Linked DNA regions of Homo sapiens: region 1 is linked to region 2. Evidence: chromatin contacts called from ENCODE Hi-C or POLR2A ChIA-PET data. All regions are on one chromosome and are shown on one strand. Each heading gives the region's core, a stretch centred on a gene start or an enhancer-like site at or near the end of the contact. The rest is flanking DNA. Distances are from core to core; before and after follow the strand shown.

Region 1 (3,110 bases), core at 77-2,576, 120 kb after region 2:
ATCCACCCACCTCAGCCTCCCAAAGTGCTAGGATTACAGGCTTGAGTCACCGCACCCAGCCAAAACGAATGATTTATATTCCTTTGGGTATATACCCAGTAATGGGATGGCTGGGTCAAATGGTATTTGTGGTTCTAAATCCTTGAGGAATCACCATACTGTCTTCCACAATGGTTGAACTAATTTACATTCCCACCAACAGTGTATAAGTGTTCCTGTTTCTCCACAGCCTCACCAGCATCTGTTGTTTCTTGACATTTTAATAATCGCCATTCTGACTGGCATGAGATGGTATCTCATTATGGTTTTGATTTGCATTTCTGTAATGATCAGTGATGTTGAGCTTTTTTTAATATGTTTGTTGGCGGCATAAATGTCTTCTTTTGAGAAGTGTCTCATCATGTCCTTTGCCCACTTTTTGATGGGGTTGTTTTTTCTTGTAAATTTGTTTAAGTTCTTTGTAAATTCAGAATATTAGACCTTTGTCAGATGGGTGTTTTCCAAAAATTTTCTCCCATTCCGGTAGGTTGCCTGTTCACTCTGATACTAGGATTTCCTATTTAATAAATGGTTCTGGGAAAATTGGCTAGCCATATGCAGAAAACTGAAACTGGACCCCATCCTTACACCTTATACAAAAATTAACTCAAGATGGATTAAAGATTTAAATGTAAAATCCCAAACCATAAAAACCTTAGAAGAAAACCTAGGCAATACCATTCAGGACATAGGCATGAGCAAAGATTTTATGATGAAATAACCAAAAGCAATTGCAACAAAAGCTAAAATCGACAAATGAGATGTAATTAAAGAGCTTCTGCACAGCAAAAGATACCCTGTAATTTTCAAAGTAGTTAAAACAAGTTTAAATAAAGTCTAAATTCTTTCTTAAAAAATAATAAAATAAAATAAAATGGATAAGGAAAACCAGGTGGCATATAATACTCAAACAGTGAAAAAGAAGGAATAACATGTTCAAGTTGAAATATTTTGATTATGTTGTGGTGTCATTGGCTCTCGTCTTTCTGCTGTGACCAGGGCATGTTCATTCAGTCATCAAAATCCCGAGGAGCTCAGTTGTATGGTTTGGAACAAGAACATGAGTTTCAGTATCAGCATGCCATCTTAATGGCCTCAGAACAGTGCTATCGATTATGACCATTCAGAAAAATATGATTCTTGCTTACTTGACAAATGAAGAGCTGCCTCATTGTCTTAATTCATCTTTGGAAATAATGCAAGCATTTCATCACTCTTGCATGGCTGAATTTGCATCCGAGATCATCTTGGAGCATTTCACAGGAGCTACACTCCGGAGGGAAATACTACACATAGAGGCAGAGAAGGCAGACCTGAGTATCACACCGTAAAAGTAGAATTCTCACCTTTTTGTCCACTCTCCGCATTTCACAGGGGAGAGGGAATGATTTTGATTCTATGCTTTCAGAAATTTTGGCTTACATACGACTTCTCATTTTGAAAAATAGCGATTAGTGTTGTCACATCTAGTCTCTCAGGATAAACTGCTTTACAAATTTAACATTATGGTTTGGAAATTTTCTTAGTTAAGTACCAAGAATTTCTAGTTTTTATTACCCGTAAATTTCAATTTAACACCAACCCGCAAAAAACAATAATCTTCAGTGCTCAGAAGATGTGCAGTCCCCATAGAGCAGAGCAGACTGTCTATATTGACCAAAGTTTTAAATACCAGAGCAGCACTGATACTGCTGTTGGGAACAGGTATCACCCAGAGGGTTTGTGGTTTATCAGACATTGTCACTGATTCTCTTGCTCCACATGAAATGCTCCCTCTTTTCATTGAGAGTTCAAAGTGTAGAAAAAGAAGAAACTGATCAGATGGTAATTTATAATATAAAGTTGTGATTGTGGCTTTAGTGAAGATTGCTGAGTGAATACGAGAACAAGATCATTTAGCATAAAATTAACAGCAGAAGCTTTGGGGTTAAAACCTTGAAGTTCAAATCCAAACTCTGTACTTATGTAGGCAAGCCCCTTAATATCACTCAGCCTTGGCTTTCTTACCTGTGAAAATGGGATGATGATAATAATAATAATAATAATAATAATAAATGCCTACCATCTGGCATGGGCATGAGGTTTTTAAACCATTTTTAAAACTTACATTTTGACCATTTTTATTAGATTGGTGCAAAAGTAATTGCAGTTTTTCAAAAACCTCAATTACTTTCACACCAACCTAATAAGTGTACAGTACAGTAGCACTAAGTACATTTACATTGTTGTGCAACCATCACCACCATCTACCTCGACGTTCTCATCATCCAAAACAGAAACTCTGTGCCATTAAACACTGACTCCCCATTTATCCCTCCCCCGCAGCTTCTGGCAACCGCCATTCTACTTTCTCATCTCTATGAACTGCTATTCTACTTTTCTCATCTCTATGAATTTGCCTACTCTAGGTACCTCCTATGAGTGGAATGATACAGTATTTGTTCTTTCCTGAGCATGGTATCTTCAAGGTTCATCCATGTTGTGGCATATGTCAGAATTTCCTTCCTTTTTGAGGCTGAATAATATTTCATTGTGTGCATATACCACATTTTGTTTATTCATTTATCTGTCAATGGACATTTGGGTTGTTTCCACCTTTTGGCTATTGTAAATAAAGTTGCTATGAACACGAGTCTACAAATATCTATTTGAGTCCCTGCTTTCAGTTCTTTGAGTATATACCTAGGACTGGAATTGCTGGATCACACAGTAATTTTGTTTAATTTTTGGAGGAACCACCATGCTCTTTTGAGTTTACAGTGAGAAATTAGAACAAAACACTTGGAATCTTTCTGAACTTTGCACTCAAGCTTGGCATAGAAATAAAACTGATTTGCCTTCCAGACGCCAGGGCCTCTTCTCCTGTCCAAACTAACTTTACAGGTAATAGTATTTTTATAATTACTATCTAAATACTATTATAATATAATCGTATCTTAATAATTACTATTAAGTAATCCCCTTTCTACAAATTAGTGGAGAAGTACTTCCAAGTCATGGCTCCTAGTTAGACCATGAAATACTCGTTCCCGTGGACTTATTATATTTTCTGGCTGAGTCATTAAACTAGG
Region 2 (2,962 bases), core at 444-2,943:
TGGACTAGAATGGTGTACCCACTATAGAAAACAAGATGACAATTCCTCAAAAAATTAAAAGTAGAATTACTGTGTCACCCAGCAATTCCACTACTGGATATATACCCCAAAAATGTGAAAGCAGGCTTGTGAAGAGATATTTATGTATCCATGTTCCTAGTTGTATTATTCACAACAGTCAAGAGGTGGTAACAGACCAAGTAACCATTGATGGATGAATGGATAAACAAAATGTCATTTATCCATATAGCAGAAGACAATTCAGCCTTAAAAGGAAAAGAAATTCTGACACATGCTACAACATGGGTGAACCTTGAGTACATTGTGCTGAGTGAAATAAGCCAGACACAAAGGACAAATAAATACTGCATGATTCCACTAATAGGAGGTACCTGGAGTACTCAGATTCATAGAGACGGAAAGTAAAATGGGGTTGTCAGGGGCTAAAGAGAAGGAGGAATGGGAAGTTACTGTTTAACAGGTATAGAGTGTCACTTTGGGAAGATGCAAAAATTCTGGAGATGGATGGTTGTAATTGTTGCACAACAATGTAAATGTACTTAATACCACTGAACTTTACACTTAAAAATAGTAAAATTATATTATGTGAATTTTACCACAGTTAGAAAATAAATTTTAAATGTCCAATGTCAGCCAATTATTTAGTTGTTAATAAAGAAATAGAAAACTAAATCAAGTGGGCTAAAATGTCACTTTGATAACTATAGGACAGCTTGTAGGGCCAATGGGGTGTAGGTGTTTACATCCAATAGTGGTAGCATCTTACAAATAAATCTCTTGCATCAGTGTGAGTGATGGGGTATGTGATAGGCATCACATTGAACTTCTTGAGCAGCTTCCTTGGTTTAAAATGAGTAGCTGCTTGAGTCGTTTGCAATTCAACCCAAGAAACACTTAAGGTTGCCAAGCAACATGACTGCTGTCAACAGAAGCAAATCTAACATTAATTTCGTATCTCCTAAAATGAAAGAAGAAACGTTGAATCTAAATGTTTTCATTTCTAGCTACTTTATTGAATAATATGAACACTTTGTCAAGAATATGCTGTGCTGTTTCTACATGAACGGTTTCATGCAGCCACTCCTGTGTTTTGTTTTCTTAGCCAAAGCACCTTAGGTTTTTCAAGAGCCCAGAGGCAACCTGCCGCAGGATTTACACTCTGAAAACTAATAGCTTTACCTGGGAAGTTATAAAAATCACTCAGTAAAATGAAGTTGTTAAAAGGCAAACTCTTTATTTCATGATGATTTTTTAAACCCAGAGGACTTCTTTTTGGTTAAACTTAGCAAACAAAGACAATAGTTAGATTACTCAGTTCACTTCCTGCACAGAGCCACAGAACAGACTTAAATGAGACAGCTTTCTGTTTGAGGCATCCCCTTACTGAATTCTGTGATCCACAGAAATAAAGTCAGTGGCAAATGTACAAAATTGAAATGATTCCACTGGATTGGCCAAAGGATAGCCATAATTGGGGATTCTCTTTTCTTCTGAAGCAAGAACTGTATATTCTACTCAGACTGCTGTGTTCACTGTCTTTAACAGACTATCTGGAGTAGACAGTGAGGAGAGGAATATAGCTATGTATGTGAACTACTTTGACACGCATTTAACTTCTCCATATACCAAAAATGAGGTTGGTGGGCTGTCCTCATACCTGCACTTCCTCTTTCCCTTAACTCCTGCCCTTTACTGAGAACCCACGGGGAGGAGGTCTTTTCAGTTCCTTACCTCTATGACTGCAGTAACCTTCAATCCCATGTGAAGAGTTCATACGTGTAGTCACATCCTGTGCCTTGTCAGCCTCTGAAATCTTTGTTCTCTGTGCTAACCTACAGCCGTATTTCCCATTCTTTCATTTCTCGCCTCATTTTCCACAGTGGCTACTCCAAACCTCCACCACACTACAGAATTCCCATTTTACTGCCACTTACCCCTCTCGCTCTACCTGTCTTTAGCTCTGCTTTCCTGTTTCTATCCAAAGCTAAAGTAATTTCTTCATCTCTGCCCTTTACTTCGAGCTTGTCCAACCTGCAACCTCCTGGCTCCATGCAGCCCAGGATGGGTTTGAATGTGACCCAACATAAATTCGTAAACTTTCTTAAAACCTTATGAGATTTTTTTGTGATTTTTTTTTTTAAATTTTAGCTCATCAGCTGTTGTTAGTATATTTTATGTGTGGCCCAAGACAATTCTTCTTTCAATGTGGCCCAGGGAAGCTACATATTGGACACCCCTGCTCTACTTCATCCTACAACCTGAAGACCTTAGAATGCCTATGTTGGGGTCCTGCGTCTCTACTCAGGAGCTGGGAGACCTTGGAAAGTTCACTGGCCACTTTGTACACCAGTTTTCTCATCAGCACATGTGGTTAATGGTACCCATATCACAGGGCGATTGTGAGGATTAAAGAGAAAATGCATGTAAAGCACACTGGACAGTGGTGGGCATGTGGTCAGTGCTCAGTCAGTGTTCAGTGCTCTGATCACCAGCCTCTGCCCCAGGTGCTGTCTTGGGTGCCCTCTCCGTCTGGGCTCCTGGGTGTCTCTTGTGTACCCACATGCGTCTTGCTCACCTGCTCCTGGCCCCAGCCATTGAGCTGCTCCCACACCACCTAACTTGTTCTTCAGCCTTAAAACCTTAGCTTTAGTAGCACTTCCTCCAGAGATCCTTACCTGATATCATGCCCCCTCCCCCTGCCCAAGTGTGAGTGAGAGGTCTCTGTCCTGTCCTTCCACACTCCCTGGATTTCCCCTCTGGGTTGGTCAGTTTTCTGTGTCAACATGGCTAGGCCTGAGTACCCAGTTATTCACTGGACACTCATTTAGGCCAGAGTACCCACTTATTCACTTGGATGTGAATCTAGATGTTACCATGGAGGTATGTTGTAGATGTCCTTAACATCTATAATTTGCTGACTTTAAGAAAAAGAAGTTATCTT

Evidence for each region. Hi-C counts contacts between places; a loop is a spot of excess contacts on that map. ChIA-PET counts read pairs that join two places held with the same protein, here RNA polymerase II (POLR2A). Pooled maps may share reads with other maps.
Region 1: a loop to region 2 is called in a pooled map, with 2.0 times the contacts of the local background. The contact joins the promoter of MTUS2-AS2 here to the enhancer-like site in region 2. A Hi-C loop is called at or near these places in 3 of 37 single-sample maps with no recorded cell type and 3 of 50 pooled maps. POLR2A ChIA-PET finds 5 or more read pairs at or near these places in 2 of 52 experiments (HEK293 and activated naive CD4-positive, alpha-beta T cell).

What each region holds. Positions count from the first base shown.
Region 1 is chr13:29,249,228-29,252,337 of GRCh38, forward strand. MTUS2-AS2 (MTUS2 antisense RNA 2) reads right to left here and starts at 1,327. Exons shown (of 3, transcript NR_185827.1): 1 at 1,188-1,327. The region is part of intron 5 of MTUS2 (microtubule associated scaffold protein 2); the gene reads left to right.
Region 2 is chr13:29,124,483-29,127,444 of GRCh38, forward strand. All of the region lies in intron 5 of MTUS2 (microtubule associated scaffold protein 2), which reads left to right. The region is part of intron 1 of LOC124903144 (a long non-coding RNA gene); the gene reads right to left. Among named protein-coding and RNA genes, the nearest start is that of MTUS2-AS2, 120 kb to the right of the region's middle. Within about 2 kb of position 1,694, at least 2 of the 41 ENCODE cell types and tissues checked have a DNase peak (open chromatin) inside an H3K27ac peak, as active enhancers do.